3 separate regions of the Homo sapiens genome follow, and regions 1 and 3 are each linked to region 2. A link is a loop called in an ENCODE intact Hi-C map of the cell type or tissue named here. Cell type or tissue: HCT116. All regions are shown on one strand. Region 1 overlaps PKNOX2 (PBX/knotted 1 homeobox 2). Region 2 overlaps CCDC15 (coiled-coil domain containing 15). Region 3 overlaps PKNOX2 (PBX/knotted 1 homeobox 2).

Region 1 (8,000 bases), 260 kb after region 2:
TCCTCCGAAGTTTCAAAGGCCAGCATCTGTAGCACTAGGGACAGGGTGGAGGCCCAACCAGTAGACACAACAGCAAAATCCTACATTCGCCACTGGGTCAGTACGTCCCAGGGAGAGGGCAGGACTTTGTGTTCTGCTCCCATTTCTGTTCTAATTCTAATCCCAGCACTTTGAGAGGCCGAGGCGGGCGAATCACAGCCTGGCCCACATAGTGAAACCCCGACTCTACTAGAAATACAAAAAATCAGCTGGATGAAGTGGCGGGCACCTGTAATCCCAGCTACTTGGGAGGCAGAGGCAGGAGAATTGCTTGAACCTGGGAGGTGGAGGTTGCAGTGAGCCGAGATCGCGCCACTGCACTCCAGCCTGGGTGACAGAGTGAGACTCTGTCTAAAAAAAAACAAAACAAAAATTGTCACCATCTAATTGGCTCTGCAACTGCTGCTGGAGTGGACTCTGGGGCTGTGAGCCTGGCACTGGGGCATCCCAGGAGATAGTGGACTAGGGTCCACCCAGGGGCACCTTGGTACTGGTGGCAGTGGGAGAGGTGGATGGGAAAGGGAAGCCAGGTGAGGGGAACTCTAGGCAAAATAAGCATGAAGTGTGTGGCATCCATGTGATAAGTGCAGTGTGTTTGGGGCACATTTACCCCCTTTGGTGAGAACAGCAGTCTGCTAAGCAGCCCACCCTGCTCCAGGCCCGTCTGCAGAGTTGGGGGCCAGAATGAAAAATGGACCCGAGAGCTAACCGCAGCCACGCCGTTTAGTGTTGGAGGCGTATAAGTCAGTATGTGAGATACGGCCACACTCTTGGTTTTAGTTGTAGCTGGAAAGGATTAGAAGACAATTAATAAATCATATAGTGCCCTGAGTTTAAGTAGCTTGTTATTATGGGCTGCATATATTTATTATGCTTCACTGAGCAACACTGGCACATTTCCTTCGACTGTCACACAATTTGTATGCAATTTGTTTCAGTAGGTTTTTTTTTTAAATGCACATATAAATTATTAACCTGCATTCTTCAGGGCAGATTGCTGGAATCCCTCCTCCTCCCCGACCACCCCGTGTGAGTCTCATAAAAACTTCCTGTCCCCAAAATGACAGTAGTGCCATGACCTACAGCCCACTGCCCGCCCGGGCTGTAGAAGAATCACTTGCTGTCGCCTGGTTGCGTACCTGAGGCAGAGACCTAACACAGTTGGGAAGAAATCAAATGCGTATTTTGGGGTGATTGGCGGTGCCTGGAGAGGAACTGTTGATGAGAATCATGCCTTTCAAAGCTGCAGTGAAAATAAATCAGAGGGACAAGGAGAATTGGCCCTTGAACAAAGCTGGGAACTTGACCTGGAAGCCAGAAGCACGTCAGACACTGATGGCCCCAAACTCTTCCTTGTCTGAATGAGGAAGCTGAGCCCACAGAGGGGTGACAACTGCCTTGGGGCCACAGTGATGGGTCTTTCCTCATCCTGAGCCACCCCCCTTGCTCTCTTCCAGTTGGGATTTTTTTCTGGGGCTGACACGGATGCCTTTCCTTCAACCTTTCTCTGAGGTGCACTGGGGGGATCTTCTCCACACTTTCTTCAGGGTTGAGGCTATGTTGTCTTTTTGTTTTTCTTGGTGGAGCAGTTTGATGTTTTTCATGTGATATTTTTAGTTGAACCCTGAATGATTATAGCCCCTTCTCACAAAAATTCTCACCTGAGTACCTAGGGACTGGGTTAAAGAACAGTCTGACTGGCTGGCCTCTGCTCTTTCCAGATGCCTTTTCTAACATCTATACAATGTGCATCTGTCAAGCACCTAATGTGTAATAGGTGCTCCTGGTGTGTGTGTGTGTGTGTCTGTGTGTATGTGTGTGTATGTGTGTGTGTATGTGTGTGCGTATGTGTGTGCTGTGTATGTGTGTGTGTATGTGTGTGCGTATGTGTGTGTATGTGTGTGTGTGCTGTGTATGTGTGTGTGTATGTGTGTGTGTCTGTGTCTGTGTGCCTGTGTATGTGTGTATGTGTGTGTGTATGTGTGTATGTGTGTGTGTGTGTGCGTGTGTATGTGTGTGTGTGTTGCATCGAAAGGTGTCTCTGCTTTCATCTTGCTTTCTGCATTGTTGGGGTGACCCAGCAACTGGAGGAGTCCATGAATGTTGAATGAATGAATGAGCCTAGTTAGGAGTGAATGCAAGCAGCTTCTGAACACACCAGACAACCTACAGGAAGAGCCCGGCAGCCTGGAACCACCAAGAAGGATTCTCGTCTGGGATTTTCTAGATGGCTAATGGTTTACTTCTTCAAGTACCCTGAGGATGTTGTAAATATTACAAGTGGACATCCTCCCTGTCTTCTTAAGTAAATTATCTGGAACATGATTGAGCCTCATTTAATGACACATTGGTTTGCCCTTTAACTCTCTCCTAGGCCAACCCTCCATACCTCAGTTTACCTTCTGGGGAAGCCCACACTCTTCCTCTTTTAGTCCTTTTTTTTTTTTGAGACAGAGTCTCACTCTGTCATCTAGGCTGGAATGCAATGGCGCAATCTTGGCCCACTGCAACCTCCGCCTCCCTGGTTTAAGTGATTCTCCTGCCTCAGCGTCCTGAGCAGCTGGGATTACAGGCACCCGCCACCATGCCCAGCTAACTTTTTCTATTTTTAGTAAAGATGAGTTTTGCCATTTTGGCCAGGCTGGTGTCAAACTCCTGGACTCAAGTGATTCACCTGCCTCGGCCTCCCAAAGTCTTGGGATTACAGGCATGAGCCACCACGCCCAGCCCTCTTTTAATACTTCTAATCAGCTGAGGCTCAAGGTACCAGGTAACTTAGTCTGTTAGAAATATGTGTAAAACCAGAGTAACGAAGCCGTCAGTAAGGGCCTGAGAGTTTTCCTTTTGAACAAGGTTCATAAACTTTAATGCAAAGATTTCGTGGCATGTACTTTGACTTCCAGAAGATTAAAAAACAAAAAAAAACAACTGTCCTCTTTCCTCCAGTATTTTTATACTACGTTGGATCTATGAAGCTATTGAATAGCTAAATCACATGCTGGTGAGGAAGGCATTTTTGGCTTAGAAACGATGACATTGCAGCTGGGAGGCTGTGAGTGAAGGCCACAAGGGTTGGTAAAGGCATGATATCTCCTAGTTGGCTTTCAAGAAGGTCACACTGAAAGTTCTCTGATTCAATTATTTTAAGCCACAGGAAGGCAATTTAGCGACAAGAAGGGCCTCTTGTTACTGGCGATCTTGCACATGAGTCTTGAGAAGGCAGCGGCTGCTGCGGCCTTGCTCACACAGCTTTTCCCCTTTGCCCCTGGACGCTGCTAGCTCTTCAGTCCGCCAGAAACACAGCTGCCTTTGTGTCTTCTTCTGATGGATGTCTCAGGCGGACCTTCCTGCAGCCCAACAGAGGGTTCTTCCAGCAAGTCCTGCCTCAGCAGGGCCTTCCCTGGCCTCTCCGTGCCTGGGGAGTCGCCCGGGCCAGCCCATCCAGCCGGTGCCACCCACAAGCTCTGTGGCTGGCAGGTGCCAGGTGGAGACTGTCAGCTGCTCAGGAGAGAGATTGTTCAGGGTAGTTACTGCTAGCAAGGGATCCCATTTTATCTACCTGCCATCAGAGTAATCTGTCCTCTGCTGGAGCCCCTCGGAGGAGCCATGCGCAGGTGAGGCAGGCAGATGGCCGTGCAGTCAGGGTGACTTGGGTTGGAGATTGAAGCTGCCGGCCTTGCCTGGGAGGCCGAGGCCTGTGCTGTGAACTCAGGAAATCTCCCGCCCCTTGCCTGTTTATGGTGAAATCAGGCCTCCCTCAGAAAGGCAGTTTTCCTACTCCGTTTGTTCTCAGATTGGTGTTATACCCAGGAGCCAAATTAGTGGCTAAGAACAATTGGAAACAAATGCTCTTTCAGCATCCTGCTGTGATCCCAGATCCAGGTGGGGACACCAGCCGCGGCTGCCTTCTCCACTGAGCCACCCCTCCGCAGAGAATCAGCATCCCAGAACCATTCAGCACAGCCAAACTCCCTCATAATCAGCCAGCACCGTACACATCTGTCTAACCTCAGTGAAACAAGCTGGAGCCCTGTTAAGTTATTTATGAAACAATATTCAGGACCGCCCCCCGGAGGCAAGTTAGGGAATAATGAATGGGAAGTGCCGTGGTGCCCTTTGGAGAGGACTGTGGCAGGCTTGCTGGAGTGGGGTCCATCTCCCTCCCCCAGGGTCTGGGTGCTGGGTGCTCCCTCCAGTGGCCTTCGGATGGCTGCCTGGATGGCATCTTTTCTGAGATGCCAATGACTGTTAGCTTGGCTTGGATTTGATAGTGAAATTCTTTCTACTCCCTCCAGCACTGGTCTGAGAAAGTGTGGCCTACCCTCAACATGCCCCTGTCTGGATGTGCCTGCCCCAAAGGGGAGTGAATAGAAGGTTCTGAAACGCCTGCTGGGGAGAACCCGTCCTGCAGGACCTATAGAGCTGCTGGATCATACTTAACTCCCTAGTCAACTGGTTGTCTGTCCCCTCATTAGACTGTGGGCTCCTTGAGGGCAGGGAACTGGAATTGCTGTTCGTCATTGACCCCCAGCCTAGTGAAGGATCTGATGCTCAGAAAACATTTTGTAAATGAATGAAGGGAATTACTGGCATGACTTCCAATCCTGGACTTCTCTAAGTAAGTCTCCACCACTCTCTGAACTGTTTCTTCAAATGTGAAATGAGGAGGTCAAGAGAGATGATCTCTAAGAGTCTGCCCAGGCCCATCCATCTCACTTCTAGCACTGACTTCTGCACTGAGCTGCCCCAGACTCCAGCTCCCCCACCCACTGCCTCTGGGCTGGCTTACTCCTGGAGGGCACAGCCCACGGTAGCAATGTCCCCTCTGGCCTGGCGACCCTGGCTTAGTCATTATGCAGGGTTTCCAGTCTGGGGCTGGCTCTCTGGTGCCAAATACTGTCCTCTGCCTGTGCTGTTTTCCCCTGATGCATCTTCAGTCTGTCACTTTTCTCAGTCACACAGTTGAAAATTTCCTCCAAAGTAAAGTTGGATGCAAAATGAGGTCTTGTTAGCACAAAGAGATGCATGTGTTCTGCCCTGGGGTGCACCTCCTGGGTAGGCTGTATTTCTTTTTTTCTCTGAGCTAGACCCTTCTCCACAAGGGGAATTAAAGGCCTCTTTATTTCCAACCAAATGAGAAAAGCCCAGGGATCAACCTGTAGCCCATCCACATCCCTTCATCACACTGCCTTTGTTCAGGAAAGCAGAGGTGTGGCAACTTGCCTCCTCCTTTCTGCCTGCTGCAGAATTTCTCTTGCTTCCTGTGAACCAACAACAGCAATATTTACTTGCACAAGACACGTAATATTAACTTTTCAAAGTATGTAATTATTTCATTTCATTTTTACAATATGTCTGCTTTGCAGGCAAGGCAGGAATAGACATCTGGATTTATTTGACCCCTCCAAAGATTTATTGGTGTCTGGTCCAAGATTTCTTGGAATTTTAGGACTTTATGGCTGAATGTGAACCCAGTGAGTATCTTCTCCACTGATTTTTAACCTCTCAGGGGATGTGGATAGCCTTGAAATCTTGGTAAAATCTGTAAACCTCTCCCCGGAAAAACTTACACACAAATACTATTCTGGGTAAAATTTCCAGGGATTTGTGGACTGCTACCACCTTAAGGTTCTTCTTGCTCTGGTACAGCCGCTGGGTTGAATAGATGAGGAAGTTGAGGCCCAGAGAGTTAGGGCAATGTGCACAGAGTCATAACACTATGAGGACAAGGGCCGTCTCCTAGGTCCTGTCTACACCCTTTCCAACACGCCAAACCATTACTGACTGCTGCATCACATTAGGTGCCCAAATCCTCTCATCTCTTTCTCTTCCTCCTATTCCCCTCTTCTTTTAGATTTCCTGCTTATCGTTTTATTGCTGTGGATATACACCTAGATGGTACAACTAGGAGCGTAGATACTCTCCTACACTCCTAATTGGCCCCCTCTCCTACCCTCACCAGGTTTTTTTTTTTCCTTTTTTTTTTTAATCCTAAATCGTTGCTCATTTTTCCAGTGTCAGCCTTCTGGAGTTGCCTTCCCTGTTGCAGGCTGGCCCAGCTGTCCCATCCTCAGGAACACAGTCCCTCCTCCCTGGCAGCCTCTCCTCTGACTTCTCCCCGCTGGGGCTGGGAGGCTCTGGGTTCCTTGCTCTCTCTGTCAGGCCTTGGCTCCCTTATCCTCTCCTTGGACTGATGAGCTGCTCCTTCCCCTACTCCTAAAGATCTCAGGCTCTTTATTTTTTTATTATTCTTGATAGAAATTGGGAGATATTAGTGGTGGCATATATACGTATTTTTAAATTGTGGTAAAACATATATCACATAAAATTTGCCATCTTAAGCATTTTTAAGCACCCCTGATAGCTCTCAATGACACCCTGCGCTGGCTGTCCTGGAGTCACCTGGGGGAGGGAGGGAATGGGTTGCTAGATGGTGCATGTCAGTAATTTGCCTTGGTGTTTGATGACATTAAGTATATTCGCATTGTTGTGCAACCATCACTGCCATCCATCCACAGAACGCCTTTCCTCTTGCAAAACTGAAACTCCGTAGTCAGTAAGCAACAACTCCCCAGTCCCTCATCCTCCACCTCAGCCTCTGGAAACCACTAGTCTACTTTCTATCTCTGTGAGTTTGACACTCTCAGTACCTTGTACAGGTGGAACCATACAGTATTTGTCTTTTTGTGACTGGCTTATGTCACCTAGAATAGTATCCTCGAGGTTCATCCATGTTGTAGCATGTGTGAGAATTTCCTTCCTTCTTAAGGCTGAATCATATTCCATTGGATGTAGACGTATGCATGCCACATTGTGTCTGTCCACTCATCTGTTGATGGATACTGGGTTGCTCCCACTTTTGGCTGCTGTGAATAAAGCTGCTATGAACACAAGTGTACAAGTATCTGCTTCAGTCGCCACTTTTGCTTCCTTTGGGTTTATAGTATGTAAAAAGTGGAGGCATGTTTTTAAGGTGTCTTAATTATTTTCTGCTGTCCCTTAAGTCAATATTCATTTTCTTCATTAACGCCGTTTGAGCAACTACTGACCTCACTGGGTCTGTGGCACCTGCTGCAAAAGGCAGTTTCTCAGAGAGCCCCGGAGGAGCCACAGAGAACAGAAGAGACTTTCTACCAGCCTTGAAAGGCTCAGGAGGCCCCCTGCTGCCTCCACTGCTGGTCCTGGCTGGAGCAAGCCTGGGTTAGATGAGGGTTAGAACCCAGCTCAGCCGTGTATCAGTGGCATGGCATGACCTTGGGTAGTGTACTGCTCCTCTCCCCTCCTTTGCTTAAAAATCAGTTAAACAAAAAAGATACAATAGCCTTAACATTCTAGAGCAACTCAGTCCTGCACAACCTTCCACGATGACAGAAACGTGCTCCATCTGAGCCGTCCAGTATGACAGCCACTAGCTACATGTGCTGTTGAGCACTTGAAATGTGGTGAGTGAGAATGAGGACTGAATTTTACATTTCATTTCATTTTAATTAATTAGAATTCGAATTTTAAAAGTCACACGTGGCCCTTGGCTACCTTATTGCACCATGCAGCTATAGAGGATGAAAACGGGTGGCAGTCATGTAGTCCATAGAAGGAGCTCAGCAAGCCCAGTGTCTGGCACATAGTAAGCACTCAATAAATGTTTGCTATTATTAGGTCTTAGGTGTCTTGCTTTCTGGCCCACCACACCTGATGGCTCTCAATGACACCCCACACTGGCTGTCCCGGAGTCACCTGGGGGAGGGAGGGAAGGTGTTGCTGTATGGTCCATGTCAGTAATGAGCCTTGCACTGAATGTTTCTGGTCTGCTACTTTCCCTGGAGGGTCATGTGAGCCGGAGTGGTATGTGGCCTGCTTTGCAAGTGATTAACATGGTGTAAGCAATCTGCATAGAGAGAAAAAACCCTCGGTTGGTATTCCATTATTCTATTAGAGTTTCGGAGCCAGGATTAAGTGGACAT
Region 2 (8,000 bases):
CTGGGCTGTAATGTCCAAGATGGCTTTCTTATTCACATATCTGACGCTTGGCCTAGGATGACTAGAATGTCTGGGTGCTGGTTAGATATGTTTCTCTTTTCACATGGCTTCTCTGTTTGACTAACTTGGGCTTCCTCACAGCATGGTAATCTCAGGGTAGTCTGAATTTTTATATGGTGCTGACTTCCTTCAGAATGAGCACTCTAAGAACAGAGGTGGAAGTTTCTTTATGACCTGGCTTGTAATCTTGTGGAGTAAAAGAGGAGCAGAGAAAATGGAGGTAAAAGAAAGAGGCCGAATGGCTTAAACTTGTCTGGGGCTTGAGTTAAGCTGGGTCAGTTGTTCAGGCTTCATTACGTATATATCTCTCCGTTGGAATTATTTTACCTAATTGTTCTTTGACACTTGTACACTCCACTAGAGTAGTTTATGGGATAGACATCTTGGAAATTTTAACTTAAATTGAAATTTGAATGCATTTGATTTTGAGAATTTAATGACAGCCTGTAAAATGATCTGAGGTACCCTTCAGAATTAGAAGTTGGAATCACTGAGTTAGAAGGAATAGGTACGAGATATGATGATGATTTTATTTAATTTGAAAATTCCTAGTGAAAGAGAGACATAGTCAAGAGAAAAGCAGTGTAGAGAGGAACATAATTGTTGGAGTCAGAAACTTCTAATTCTGCTACTAGTTAGCTATATTAAAATTACTTAATCTTTCTGAACTCCAGCTTCCTCATCTGTAACATAAGGGATAAGAATACCTACTGCCAAAGGTGGTTTTGAGGATAGAGTGCTACAAAGTAGTTAAAATACTTGTCACCTGATAGATCCATAATAATGATAAGTGCTGTTATGATGATGACTATGATTATTATTCAAAGCACTTAGAGGAGATAAATGCAGATCAAGAACTCAAATGGGATAAAGTGTTCCAGATTGTTCAGAACAAGCTTGTCCAACATGCGGCCATGGGCCACATGTGGCCCAGGATGGCTTTGAATGCGACCCAATGTAAATTAATAAATTTTCTTAATTAACACTATGAGTTTTTTTGTGATTTTTTTTTTTCTCATCAGCTACTAGTGTTAATGTATTTTATGTGACAGTTCTTCCAACATGGCCCAGGGAAGCCAAAATATTGGACACCCCTGGTTTAGAATATGTTTTGGAATTGAGCAATTATATAAATATATATTGACTACCCTTATAGTGAAGGCTCTGTACTAGATGCCGTAGGGGAAATAAAGGAGAATTGAATACATATCCTGTCCTCAAAGAGTTCATAATCTAGTAGGGGAGTCAAGAAGTACTATACTCAGTTAACATTGGTGAAATGAGAGGTGTTATAGCATAAGAGGGCTTAGAGAGAGAGTGTTGTGGAAGGTACTGGGGAGTGGGTATTAAATGGTTGTGAAAACTGAATAGGCCTTTACTAGGTGGAGATGAAAGGAAGGGCATGCCAGGTTAAAAATGGAGCATAATGCCAAATATGAAGACATTTTAACAATAGGACATATTTGGTGAGTGGTAAGTAACCTGGTGTGTCTTGACTATTTACTCCATTTTAGAAAATGTGTAACGTGTTAGGTTTTATTTGGTTCATTAAGATTTAATGAAGACATCGTTAGTTCTAATTCAATAAAAAATTTAAGATTTGATACTCATACATTCCATTTTTTTTTGTACAGAATGGAATTATTTTTTTCAGGATTGTATCCTTATCCTGACTGTTTTGTGTTTAAAACAGCCCTAATGGACAAAACTGCTAACATTTAAGTTCATTTTCTGTCTTTCATCTTTAAAGACATCAGCATATTTAATTGAAGAAGAACTAAAGGAACAGCTAAGAAAAAAACAAGAAGCTTTGAAACATTTTCAGAAACAAGTTAAATACCGAGTAAATCAACAAATTAGGTTGAGAAAAAAGCAACAGCTTCAGAAGTCTTATGAAAGAGTAAGTTCAAAAGTGAGCCTGAGTAAAGATTGAATGGAAAATATGTGTGTTATGAGATAAGCTATTAGGCAGTAACAGAATTGCTTTCCTTTGATTACATGCCTAATATAATCTAATTAACTAGTGAAGACAGTAAATTTTTTTTGTAGAGAAACCATGTTTTATTCCTGTGTTCTGACTCAATTTTTTGCTTTTACCAAGTAGTTAAAAGCAATGTCAGAATTTTGGGTTCAGACTTGAGTTTGAATTTTGGCTTTGCTACTTCTAGCTATTGACTTTTGGCTAATTACTTAACTTCACTGATTGTAGTTTCTTCATCCATAAAATAAGGATATGATACTTCTCTCATAGGATTGTGTGAGAGTTAGATGAGATAACCTAAATTATTAGCACATGGGAGGTGCCTGGTAAATGTTAGTTTCTCTGCCAGCTAAAGCCTCTCCCCTGCCCCCCACCCCAATTTAAAATCTTCTGAACTGCTTTAGAGGCATTATTTGATTGCTCTGGATTGGGGTAGAATGTTACTATCCCCCTTTCTTCTTTCGTGTAGGCACAAAAAGAAGGCTCCATAGCCATGCAGTCTTCAGCAACACACTTAACTTCCAAAAGGACAAGTGTTTTTCCAAACAATTTGAATGTTGCTATTGGAAGTTCTAGGTTACCTCCTTCCCTGATGCCTGGGGATGGAATAGAGGATGAAGAGAATCAGAACGAATTATTCCAACAACAAGCCCAGGCTGTAAGTACCTGTTCTTTTTATTTTATGTCTATGATATTTTCCCTATCCCCTAAACTATAAATATGACATCTAGGGTATGAGGTAGGGATTAAGAGTTATCACACTCAGCTTCACTTTTGATAATCATCCCCCTTTTTTTTTTTTTTTAGCTTTGTAAAGTGGGGAATAGTGGGATAATGCTTTTTAAAAATTTTAAATTTAAATTCATTTGTGTTTGGTAAGATACTCTAAAATTATCTAAAGAAAAGTGCCGCGGAGCCTGCAGTGAGCCGAGATTGCGCCACTGCACTCCAGCCTGGGCGACAGCGAGACTCCGTCTCAAAAAAAAAAAAAAAAAAAAAAAAAAAAAAGAAAAGTGCCAAAGTGCTAGAATTCAAAACCTATTAGAAAGCACTTTAGGTCAAGAACATGGATTTTCCAAGTTATATTGAAATTATATTCTAGGCAAGCTACTATTAGTTTGTAATTTACAGAGAGAAATAATTCTTACCTTCGTTGCAAAGAAGTTCAGTATACATAGGTGGCATTTCATTTATTATTTATCTTTGTCTCATTTTTCTTATTTTTGTTTTTTAATCTGATTATCACAATAAATGAATCTATAGTTGTAGGTTAAAGAATAATACATAGTAAATTCGTAACATATCCAGAGTTTTTGGAAAAATGTAATTTTTATTTAATGACTCATTTTATATACCTAATATTTAAAAATTAACCACTGTGAGTAGATTTCATCCATTCACATTGCTTGACTCTGTCCATTTAGCCCCCACCTTAGTATACCTGAGCTTTTGTCCAGTTGATACAGTCTTCAACTCTGCTTCAGTAATTGTTCTTCATCTTATTTAAAATGTATTACTAGAAATAATGAGAGGAAGAGAGAAAATATGGAAAATTATGAGTATGTGAAAATAAAAGCTGTATTACTGCTTAACATACTTGGTCAAAATTTAATTGTGCTATTAGTATAAATAGGAAAAGTTTAGAAGCACACATTATCATGTTGAACTACTATTAAAATTTTTTTCTTTGTCCACAACTATTTGACTCTTTCTTGTCATTGTTCAGTTTGTAATAATCATTTTTATTTGTTTAGCAAATATTTATTGAGCCAGGCACTGCATAAAGTACAAGGAATAGAACATTGACTTAAGACAGACACAGTCCTTGCTTTCGTGGTGCTTGTAGCTGTTAGTCCCACTGTAGTGAGGATTTTACTTCATCTGTTTAATACAAAAATAGAACTCATCAGTCAGCAGTATTTGCCTATGCTGTTTGTTATGGATTGTAGCGATACTAAGGAAATGTAAAATAGGACCTTCCATGGGTTTATATTTTCAGGTAGAAATACAAAACTAATAGACCACTCATTGTATCAGATAATAATATAGAGAGATTTTCTGTGTTTTGCAATAAAGTTGTGCTATGGGAGTTCAGAAATTTTTAAGGAAACAGTAGGGGAAGAATTCATGGGAGAGATAGACTTGAACTACACATTTTGTATTGGTAAATTCAAGAGAATTTGTTTTTCTTAGAGACGGAGTCTCACTCTGTTGCCCATGCTGTAGTGCAGTGGTGCAGTCCTGGCTCACTGCAACCTCCTCCTCCTGAGTTCAAGAGAATCTCCTGATTCTCCTGCCTCAGCCTCCTGAGTAGCTGGGGTAGGTGCCTGCCACCATGACTGGCTAATTTTTGTATTTTTAGTAGAGATGGGGTTTCACCATGTTGGCCAGGCTGGTATCAAATTCCTGAGCTCAAGGGATCCGCCTGCCTTGGCCTCCCAAAGTGCTGGGATTACAGGTGTGAGCCACCACACCTGGCCGAGATAATTTTTTCTTAAAAACCACCCAAACAAAAAAAAAGCCTAGAATCTCCAATGAGCCAGGTGTATTTGGGAATAAGTAATGGAACCTTTCTAATTGGTAGTTTATAATGGAGAATAACCAAAAATGGGGTTGGATAAGGAGGAGGAAATCAGGTTATGAAAAACCTTAAATGTCACAAGATTTTTTAAAGTTTTTATAATACCCCCACACTTTTTTTTTTAAAAGGACATGAACTACTGAAGAATGCTCAGTGACTTAACTATTTTGAGCCTGTAAACTTTGTCCATATGACTCCATGACAATAGATGCTTTCTGATCTTACCACTTCTGTTGCAGTTTTTATCCACTAGATGTCACCGTGAAACTAGACAATGAGACAGTTCAGGCACGAACTCCCTTAGTTTATCTAGAACTGGTTGGGTAAATGGTACACATAATTCACTTTCTGAATGTTAGTACACGTCTCAGTTTTCTCGTGTTGGTGTTATAGAAACATGTGATCTTGGAGTTGGAAGAGTTTCAAACATTCATCTGACATGTTGAAACATTTATACATGAAAGTATTTGATGTCTGGAATATACTTAAATAATAAAAGAATGAGGTAAAGTAGGGAGTTACGGATGAAGCAAGATTGGCTAGGAGTTGATAGTGCTAAAGTGAGGTATCCATATCTGTCCATGGTGGTTCATTATAGTGTTCTGATTACTTCTGTATATGTTTGAAGTTTTCCATAGGTTTGAATTTATTTATATTTTTAATTAAATGTTAAAAAAGAATATTATCTGGTCCTATCTTTCTCTGTCCAAGGAATTCAGTTCTTTTTTTTTTTTTATTATACTTTAAATTCTAGGGTGCATGTGCACAACGTGCAGGTTTGTTACATATGTATACATGTGCCATGTTGGTGTGCTGCATCCATTAACTTGTCATTTACATGAGGTATTTCTCCTAATGCTATCCCTCCCCGCTTCCCACCATGCCACGACAGGCCCTGGTGTGTGATGTTCCCAACCCTGTGTCCAAGTGTTCTCATTGTTCAATTCCGACCTATGAGTGAGAACATGCGGTGTTTGGTTTTCTGTCCTTGAGATAGTTTGCTTAGAATTATGGTTTCCAGCTTCATCCATGTCCCTACAAAGGACATGAACTCATCCTTTTTTATGGCTGCATAGTATTTCATGGTGTATATGTGCCACATTTTCTTAATCCAGTCTATCACTGATGGACATTTGGGTTGGTTCCAAGCCTTTGCTATTGTGAATAGTGCTGCAATAAACACATGTGTCTTTATAGTAGCATGATTTATAATCCTTTGGGTATATACCAAGTAATGAGATGGCTGGGTCAAATGGTATTTCTAGTTCTAGATCCTTGAGGAATCGCCACACTGTCTTCCACAATGGTTGAACTAATTTACAGTCCCACCAACAGTGTAAAAGTGTTCCTATTTCTCCACATCCTCTCCAGCACCTGTTGTTTCCTGACTTTTTAATGATTGCCATTCTAACTGGTGTGAGATGGTATCTCATTGTGGTTTTGATTTACATTTCTCTGATGGCCAGTGATGATGAGCATTTTTTCATGTGTCTGTTGGCTGCATAAGTGTCTTCTTTTGAGAAGTGTCTGTTCATATCCTTTGCCCACTTTTTGATGGGATTGTTTGATTTTTTCTTGTAAATTTGTGTAAGTTCTTTGTAGATTCTGGATATTACCCCTTTGTCAAATGTGTAGATTGCAAAAATTTTTTCCCATTCTGTAGGTTGCCTGTTCACTCTGATGGTAGTTTCTTTTGCTGTGCAGAAGCTCTTTAGTTTAATTAGATCCCATTTGTCAATTTTGGCTTCTGTTGCCATTGCTTTTGGTGTTTTAGTCATGAAGTCCTTGCCCATGCCTGTGTCCTGAATGGTATTGCCTAGGTTTTCATCTAGAGTTTTTATGGTTTTAGGTCTAACATTTAAGTCTTTAATCCATCTTGAATTAACTTTTGTATAAGGTGTAAGGAAGGGATCCAGTTTCAGCTTTCTACATATGGCTAGCCAGTTTTCCCAGCACCATTTATTAATAGGGAATCCTTTCCCCATTTCTTGCTTTTGTCAGATTTGTCAAAGATCAGATGGTTGTAGATGTGTGGTGTTATTTCTGAGGCCTCTGTTCTGTTCCATTTGTCTATATATCTGTTTTGGTACCAGTACCATGCTGTTTTGGTTACTGTAACCTTGTAATATAGTTTGAAGTCAGGTAGCGTGATGCCTCCAACTTTGTTCTTTTTGTTTAGGATTGTCGTGGCAATGCGGGCTCTTTTTTGGTTCCATATGAACTTTAAAGTAGTTTTTTCCAGTTCTGTGAAGAAAGTCAGTGGTAGCTTGATGGGGATAGCACTGAATCTATAAATTACCTTGGGCAGTATGGCCATTTTCACGATATTGATTCTTCCTGTCCATGAGCATGGAATGTTCTTCCATTTGTTTGTGTCCTCTTTTATTTAGTTGAGCAGTGGTTTGTAGTTCTCCTTGAAGAGGTCCTTCACATCCCTTCATGTAAGTTGGATTCCTAGGTATTTTATTCTCTTTGAAGCAGTTGTGAATGGGAGTTCACTCATGATTTGGCTGTTTGTCTGTTATTGGTGTGTCGGAATACTTGTGATTTTTGCACATTGATTTTGTATCCTGAGACTTTGCTGAAGTTGCTTATGAGCTTAGGAGATTTTGGGCTGAGTCGATGGGGTTTTCTAAATATACAATCATGTCATCTGCAAACAGGGACAATTTGACTTCCTCTTTTCTTAATTGAATACCCTTTATGTCTTTCTCTTGCCTGATTCCCCTGGTCAGAACTTCTAACACTGTGTTGAGTAGGAGTGGTGAGAGAGGGCATCGCTGTCTTGTGCCAGTTTTCAAAGGGAATGCTTCCAGTTTTTGCCCATTCAGTATGATATTGGCTGTAGGTTTGTCATAAATAGCTCTTATTATTTTGAGATATGCCCCATCAATACCTAGTTTATTGAGAGTTTTTAGCATGAAGGGCTGTTGAATTTTGTCAAAGGCCTTTTCTGCATCTATTGAGATAATCATGTGGTTTTTGTCTTTGGTTCTGTTTATGTGATGGCGTACGTTTATTGATTTGCATTTGTTGAACCAGCCTTGCATCCCAGGGATGAAGCCAACTTGATCTTGGTGGATAAGCTTTTTGATGTGCTGCTGGATTCAGTTTGCCAGTATTTTATTGAAGATTTTTGCATCGATGTTCATCAGGGATATTGGTCTAAAATTCTCTTTTTTTGTTGTGTCTCTGCCAGGCTTTGGTATCAGGATGATGCTGGCCTCATAAAATGAGTTAGGGAGGATTCCCTCTTTTTCTATTGATTGGAATAGTTTCAGAAGGAATGGTACCAGCTCCTCTTTGTACCTTTGGTAGAATTTGGCTGTGAATCCATCTGGTCTTGGACTTTTTTTGGTTGGTAGGCTATTAATTATT
Region 3 (8,000 bases), 440 kb after region 2:
AAGGGGAAGCCAAAGGAGGAAAGGAGAAATAGGAAGAAAAATAAAGGGAAAGAAAGCCAAATATGCAGGGTCAACATTCAGGAGGGAAGCAGAGACAGGCTGAAGAATTGGAGGAAAAGAGCAAGAGAGAGAGACAGGGAGGCACACAAACCCAGGAAAAGGGAGACGATACTGAGAACGACGGGGCAGAAGGACAGACGGAGAGAGGAACGGCAGCAAGAGTGACAGCAAGTGAAAGGACAATGCATGTGGCTCAGTGCGCAGCCAGGGTACGAGGAGGCGGGAAAGTCAGGAGGATGTGCTATGTGCTGCTCCTGTTGTATTACTCAAACTTGCCCCTGCATTTTCTCTGACTGCCACTGCCTGCTTTGCTCAGGCTTCAGGGGTAAATACGGTAATTACACATAGGCTATGGCAGGAGCTTCCTAACCTGCTCTCCTGCCTTCTCTGGCCATCCCTCGGCCCACTTGCACACTCACACGTCTCTTAAGCCTTCCCAGGACAGGCCCCTGTCATTATTGCACTAAGGTAGGGGCCGGGCTTGCATGGGCTCTCCCAGGAAGGAGAGGCCCAGGGCTGCTAAGAATCGGGGACCGAGACTTTCAGTGCAGGAGGCAGGTCTTGGGTTCAAGACACAGGAGCCTGTATGAGAGAGAGAAAAGGAGCTTGTGAGTGTGTGTGTGTGTGTGTGTGTGTATGTGTGTGCACACGCGGGCACATGCATTCGTCATGGTTCACCCTTAATCCCCCCGGCCTGAAATAGCCTGAGCACCAGCCTGGCCTGGGGAGGGGTGTCTCCCCTCTGGAACATGATCCTCTGGATCAACATTCCAGCCGCCTGCCAGCTTTGTTGCAAACTGCTGGCTCATGGTTTTCCCTGTGTGCTAATCATCCAGCCTTGTGTTGCAAAGCGGGAGACATTTTTGTTTTCAACTTGGTATCCCCACTCCCAGATGCTATGCCGTGTCCTCCATCCAGATCGATGGGTTGAGCGTTTTCCTGCTCGGCCTTCGATTTCTCTGTGTGAGTCTTCTCTGCTGGGCAAAGTGGAGATGGGAAGTAAGGGAGACTGTTCTACCAAGCAGGGGACTAAAGCAGACTTTCAAAGACCTGGGCCACAGCTAGATTTTCCCCCTCCCTAGGAACCCATCCTGTGCTGCAGGCACCCAATGACACCCAGGCTTCCTACTCCTCAGAGCCCAGGCTTCTTGTGGGGGCAGGATCCTCTGTAAGGAGACTGGTTCTAGACCCTACTCTGGGTTCTCCTGTCCTTCCTAGAGGGCGCAAATGGAACCATTCCACTAGAGAGACACCTCACTCAAGTATTAGTTTGACCTGAAATTCATCCTTTTTTCTCTGTGGAGATTTAAGCCTCAGCTCTATTCCAGGCAAATTGGATTGAATCATGGTTCTCATTCAATTGCCAAGCGTTTGGGGGGCACTCACTGTATGTTCTGTGCTAGGTCCTGTGAGAACAGACACAAGCCATTGTCCAAGAGGAGCTCCCAGTCTCAGGGAGAGAGAGCCATGAGTCACAATGAGGATCTAGATAAATCATGTCAGCCGTGAAATGCTCAGGGTCAAGAGTACAGAGGAAAGGAGCAGCCAAAGAGATGGGGAGAGGAGCTGCAGGCAGGGATTCTGGATTGGGTGATCCACATGTGTGGCTTGAGGTTGCCCCAGTCTCAACTCAGCATCCTTCATCCTTCCTCAGAGGGGGACCAAGTCCCAGACCCAGCCCTCACACCTTCATGGCCAGTTTGTTCCTGCTCCACAATAGGATAAACAAACCTCAGTACAGAGTGGAGAGGACAACAGGAGGATTTTGCCCATTGTGATTGGAGAAGTTACAGATTCATTGGCCTTGGGAGGGCTTCCTCTGGGAGGTGGCATTTCAGGCAGGCTTGGTGAGAGTTGGTAGCCTATTTGGCAACCTTTATAAAGGTGAGTGTTTCCAATGTAGCAAGAAGTCTGAAAGAAGGCGAGAAACAGAGAGAGCCAATCAGAATCCCTAGAGAGGAGATGGGGTGAAGGGGGCTCATTCATTCACGCATCCTGCATCCATTCAGGCACCTCTGGAGCCTACTGAGTTCTGGGGATATAAAAAATGGATGCGACACAGTCCCAGGTCTCCAAGTGTAATGATGGAGTACCTTGAAGCCAAATGTGTGGGAGTTCTGTTTTGGGGCTAATAGTGGTGGCCGACTGCTAAAGACTTTAAAGGTAGTGGAGAATGTAGGCAACAGGGTCAGGGCTGGAGACACGCTGGAGACAAATCAATTGAGCAGCCACATCTTGTATTGGTCCAAGAAGAGCTGGCAGAAGGAGGGGAGACGGTGAACATTTATTGAGCTCCCCTCTGTCTCAAACATGGTGTGTACTAGGTGCTTTCCACAGATTATCTAATTTACTCTTCATGACAGGCTGCAAGGTACACATGATTTTCTCCATTTTACATCCAAGAAAAGAGAAGCTGAGAGAAGTGAAGACCCTGGCTCAAAGTCACACACCTAGCAAGTGCTGGAGTCCGGGATGGGCTACTCCAGAGCCCATGTTCTTCTTGCTACATGGGGATATGTTTTTGTGACACATGGGGAGAAGAATCAGGGGTCCTGGGACCTGGGTGGAGAGTGATGACCCTACCTAGCTATTGGTCAGTGGGGTAGGGACTACAGAGGAAGAAGCCAATTGCTACGAAGCAAGAATTTGGATTTGCTAGTAGACTGGAAGTAGGGAAATGAGAGGTACAAAGTTGAGGACATTCTGAGATGCTAGGCCCAGCTGCCAGATGCGACTCTGCAGCTCTGCGCCTCCCCAGCAGAATAGGAAGGGGGCTAATCAATGCATCCCCACCTGAGAAGGGTGGCACTTGCCTATTGACCTCTAAGGAATTTTGGATTTTCCAGATTGGCAGGGGGCGGAAGGGGTAGGGGGCCATCACCTCAGCCAGGACCCTAGAGGTTCTGCCCAGTGGCTAAGCATCCTGAGGACAGGACCAGGGAGAAGACTGGATGGGGCTGGGGTAGGGGGCAATCTACCCTGGAAAGATCACTACTTAGATGGACAGGGGGCATCCCTAGACTGAAGTGGAATAAAATGAGCCACACTGCCTGTCACAGGCATTAAAGCTGTCTCTTCTGCCGGTTCCTCACCCCCAGCCCTGCAGCCGTGGAGCCCAGAGACCAGAGGGTGGCCTTTGCCGCCAGGCTAGTGAAACCTGAGCGCTTCTCCCGCCTGAGAAGGAATGTTCCTTAAGAGCAGCAGCTGCTGCTTGTCCCCACAGGCCAGAACTGCCTTTCCCTTGAGACCAAGGCCCCCAACAGGAGTGGAACAAGAACAGGATTAGGTGGCTTGTTTACATGTGCTTGGCTTTCCCGAGTTTGGGAATCTGGCTTTTCTTGGTCTAAGACAGGGCCCTGGCTCTGCCAGAACGGAGGGATGCTGCCGGGAAGGGGTGTCTGGGGACAGGGACAACCTCTCCACCCTCCTAAGGCACATTTGCGCGGGCACACACACAAACACACACATCACACACACACAAACACACACACACCACCACACACAGGAATACACCCACAGCCTTAGGCCAAAGTCAGACCACACATGTATCTCGCATGTACCATGCACTTAACATTGCGCTAAGCAGTTTCGGGGAATTCAGAGAAAGACCCCTCTTTCCCTCAAAAAGCCTGCCACCAAGCTAGGGAAAGACGACGCCTGCATTAGAGAGAACCATTCTGTTGTGTCCAGTATGTAAGGCAGATGGGAGGCTTTGAAGAGTCCAGAGGACGGGCCGCGGCTGTGCCCTGGAGAGGTCAGGACAAGCTTTCCAGCAGAAAGGAGACATTCAGAACCGACCCCCACCCGCCCCGAGCCCAGGCAGGGGAGCCGCCAGCACGCGCCTTCTGGGAGGCTTTGGTGAGTGTGGTCTGAGCCGGTGGATCAGCAGAGACCTCTAGTGGCCGGGGGGAGGATGGCAGGTGGCTGGGGCTGGCTCCGCACTGCACCCCACTCCGGCCACCGACTCACCGTCACCCACCCTCCCACACAATCCTTAGGAAATGGCATGGGCTCTTTTACAGTCCTCAGCTGGAAGGATCTTTGCCAGGCCATCCCGTTCATTCCCCTGTTTCACAGGCATCCAAGTAAGATAAAAATTCCACCTATTTCAAAACAGCTTAAACAGAAACTTTTCTGTCATTTATCTCCTTCACTCCTTCATGTCTTTGTCCCATTCTGGTTTCTTCCAGGAATTCCTTCCTTGAGTGGAAATGAAGTCTTCCTTGAGTTTCCCAGGGCAGTTCAAGCCCTTTCCCTATTAAAAATGAAGCACGGTGGCTCACAGGGACAGACAGCTCTTCCTGGGCTGACGTGAGACCGCTGTGCATTCATGTGGGCCCCTGCACCCCCCACTTCCAAAAGTCATTCCACAGCTTCTCATCGTTTCTTAGTAAGGCCTTCCTTTGGAACAAGTCATCTTTCTGCTGTTCCAAATGCAATTTGGAGTAAAACTCCCCTGGGGACCACTGAGGTCTGTGAAGAATGAGTGGCAGTCGCAGTTCCAGGGTGTTGCAGCTGGCCCAGAGGATGGTGCTCGGGAGGCACCAGTTCTCTGCCATTCCAAACCCAAAGCCCTGCCTTGCTCTGCCCCTCCTGAGAGGCTCCTGCTTCTGAGTCTCAATCAACAGCACACAAGGAACAGGAGTGGGGCCGCTTCCAGGGGTGCCCATGGAGCCCGGCGTGTTGGTTTTCATCTGATTCCCAGGCCTCAGGCAGTTTCCAGAGGCTTGGGGACACCACGGCTGTCTTCCTAGTGGAACAAAACGAACAGAATTCTTGGGCTGGATAACCAGCTGTCATCCCCAGGTTCCTGGATAATTCCAGCAGGGATGTGAGGCTCTGGGTGCTGAAAAAAGTAACTAGAACCGTACCAAACACTCTTCTCACTTCCATCTGGGTGCTAAGGAGCCTAGAGGGGAGCAACTCTGTGTCTAGACACAGTGGCATCTACCTGGGTTTGGAGTCTGATAAGCCCTGAGGGGAAGCTGTCAAAAAGCTAATAATACTGTGTGCTTAGCCAACATGTGCTCCCCACGGGGTTTCCACCGCTGCTCTGGAAGTTCCTTCCTCAGAAAAGAGAGTCAGACCCTCCTTGTCTCCATTCCACGGCTCTAGAGACTAAGCCTGGACTGGAAATCGCAGCCAAGTGGAGTTGTGGGGCTAGTCAGAGACGATGCTTAGGATCCTGGGACTCGACCATTGCCCAGGAACATCTCAGACAGGGAGACATGTAGCCAGGTTTGCACAACTCTGCCTGCGTGCGCAACCCCAGCTGAACCCCTTCCATTGCTACGTAAAGAACTCAAGTGGCTTGAAGGCTTCTAGGACAGGTTTTTAAATCCCAACTGTACGACTCCCTAGTTGAGTGACCTTAGCCAAGGGAAGTGGGAAATAAATTATTGGATGGCTAAATGTGCCAGGCACTGTGCTTGCATTGGAGCCTGTCTGACCCCGAAGCACATATCCTCTCTCTGTGAGCACTCGTCCTACACTCAGAGCCAGAGGCCTTAGGCTGGAGGCACAGTTATTTGACTCTGGGAAGTCACTTCCATCCTCTCTGGACCTCAATCTCTCTTCAGGCAAATAGGACAGTCCTGCTGACCCCATGGGGTGATGGTGACATTAAAATGGAACAGCGTGGTGAAAGCTCTCTCATACTCAGCGTGTACGATCTTTGGGACCATCACAAGGAAGTTTTTAGAAATATAGATTGCTAGATGATGGGTGAGGGTCTTGACCCAGTGGCCCTGAGAATCTATGTCTAAAAAAAAAAAAAAAAAAAAAAAAAAAAAGCACACTCAAGGCAGGTTTGTGAAGCAGCTCATGTTTACAGATGTAAGGGATGAATATCATTTCCCCAGACCTCCGGGATGCCAAAATTTTGCTTCCTCTTCCCTGCCCCACCTAAAACGTTGCCAGTCCCAGCCCTGCCCTTGGACTCTATCTCTGAAGGTTTTTATTTTATTCCTTCACTGATAGAATCTGGCTGCCTCTCAGCACCTTCCAGCCAAAGACCCAGGGAAGGGAGAGAAGGGTAGGAAAGAGAAGGCTCTGATCCAATGCATAAATTGCCCTTAGTTACCCAAATTGGGTAAATTGGCATGGAGGGTATCCAAGCCACAAGGTGGAGAAGCAGCCAGGGTCTGAGTAAGCAGACGAAGCATCCAGGTGGTGGCTCACCCTCTGCCTTTGGCTAGGAAACAATGTGTGTTGGTTGAATCCCAAGGGACACATCTTGTATTTATTTTACTGACTTTGCTTGTATTTTTCTAACCTTGTTGGGTACTTTTTTGGGGGTGAAGAAAGTCTAGGACAACCTTTTATGTTTGAAATTCTCAAATATCCCTACCAGAAGAGGCACAGGCTAGCATGGATGATTCCAAACAAGGGATTGAGAAGTCACTTCCACTGGTTTTAAGGTGAATGGCATGGAGGTACCCACTCCCCCATTAAATTTACCTTCAAGCCTGGTGTGGTGGCTCACGCCTGTAATCCCATGACTCAGGAGGCTCAGGTGGGAGGATTACATGACCCCAGAAGTTTGAGACAAGCCTGGGCAACAGAGCAAGACTCTCTACCCTGTCTCAAAAAACAAACAAAAAAAAAAGTAAATTTACCTTCCGAGTTTGCTTCAGCTTCAAATATAATATCAGCACGGTTTACACACCATGAGAATGGTAGGCTGGGATGTTGGAACAAGGAGAACTCAAACTCAGAGCAGTCTCATCGCTGAAAACTCAGGCGTTGAGGGTCCCGGTGTCACATGCACTGTATACATAAGGAGATGAGGCCCACAGAAGGGTGGTGACGAGATTGCCTTTCCTCCAGTGCCCACGCTGCTTCTGGACTTCTGAGTTTTAGTTGTTTTTATCTGTTCACCTTGCCTGCAATGATGATTGGTTGACCTGCAGGATTCAAGGAGCATTTGCAGCCCAGAACCGGTGTAGGGGGCATTTGTGGGTGAAGGAGATCTGTGTTCTAGTCCTCTGGCTGCTAACGGGCTGTGTGGCCTTGGGAAGTCCCAGGCATCTCTAAACCTCAGTGCCTTATTTGTACTTCAGGGAGGGGAAATGTGTGGCTTCCAGGGGCTCTTCCAGTTTCTAGGCTTCTGCATGGCAGACTCCATTTTAGACTGCGACTGCAGGAACAGAAAGGCCAAGAGCTCTGCTCAAAGTATAAGCTTCACGGGCTAGGCGGCTCCCACGGGGCCCCAGGAAGGGGAAGCCAAGGCAAGAGCTGCCCCCTCTGTTCCCCAAGGTCACAGCAGCAGAGGTGAGCTCAGAATAGAAGCAAGGCCTCCATCGCCCCACCCACCCGGAGGAGCCACACCAGGAGGCCCGTGCGGCAGGTGGGTGGGAGGAGGGCGTGCTTGGCTCCTCTCCTCCTGGCGCTGCTTATTTATAGGAAATACTCCTCCAGCTCTTGGGCCAGAGACAACCCAGGAGAGTAAAAAAAGGCAGCTCTGGAGGAGACGCCAAGGGGGATTTAATCAGCTGAATCGAGTGAGATGTATAAATCAGTGCCGACTTCCACTTCCTGACAGGCTCTGCCAGGTTCTGTGTTGTCAGGGTCTGGGAGGAGATTCGCCATGGCTGTCCCCCGGGCTGTAACACTTTCCCTTCGTTGCTACAGGTAGGCAGTCACTGGCTCGAGGTTTCCTCCAAACACAGATTTCCGGGCTCAAAACCCTAGACTTGCCCTGGAGGCTGAAGACCCAAGCTTCTTCAAGTCCTAAAACAAAAACCGGGAAGCTGGGGCCTTCTTTTTTGCCCCATTTTGTCTATTTCCTTGACCATTTACCTGTCTCTAAATCCTTGCAGTTCACGCCTTACGATTCCAGCATTTGAGCATGGGAATGTCGCCGAAATGGCCATTGGACCTGTTAACTGGTTCAAGCCCCGTCTTCAGATGAGGAACCGTGGCTAGGAGGAGCTAAGAGA

What was found. Peaks named below come from ENCODE experiments on the same cell type or tissue, not always from the same donor. Only the 100,000 strongest peaks of a DNase experiment are listed, where the experiment ranks them.
Region 1: it touches region 2 in a loop (3-fold over the local background); 5 of 110 quality-filtered maps call a loop at or near these places.
Region 3: it touches region 2 in a loop (8-fold over the local background); 34 of 110 quality-filtered maps call a loop at or near these places.

Annotation. Positions count from the first base shown.
Region 1 is chr11:125,220,762-125,228,761 of GRCh38, forward strand. All of the region lies in intron 1 of PKNOX2 (PBX/knotted 1 homeobox 2), which reads left to right. Among named protein-coding and RNA genes, the nearest start is that of PKNOX2-AS1, 42 kb to the right of the region's middle. RefSeq lists enhancers at 3,512-4,124, 7,875-8,000. In HCT116, a CTCF peak has its summit at 4,130 (motif pointing left); a DNase peak (open chromatin) is centred at 4,120; H3K27me3 peaks cover 273 bases.
Region 2 is chr11:124,957,305-124,965,304 of GRCh38, forward strand. It overlaps CCDC15 (coiled-coil domain containing 15), which reads left to right. Exons shown (of 16, transcript NM_025004.3): 3 at 1,811-1,960; 4 at 2,511-2,699. Among named protein-coding and RNA genes, the nearest start is that of CCDC15, 7.1 kb to the left of the region's middle. In HCT116, a CTCF peak has its summit at 4,871 (motif pointing right); a DNase peak (open chromatin) is centred at 4,897.
Region 3 is chr11:125,401,095-125,409,094 of GRCh38, forward strand. The region is part of intron 7 of PKNOX2 (PBX/knotted 1 homeobox 2); the gene reads left to right. Among named protein-coding and RNA genes, the nearest start is that of FEZ1, 91 kb to the right of the region's middle. RefSeq lists an enhancer at 7,660-8,000. In HCT116, a CTCF peak has its summit at 3,971 (motif pointing left); a DNase peak (open chromatin) is centred at 3,937; H3K27me3 peaks cover 3,144 bases.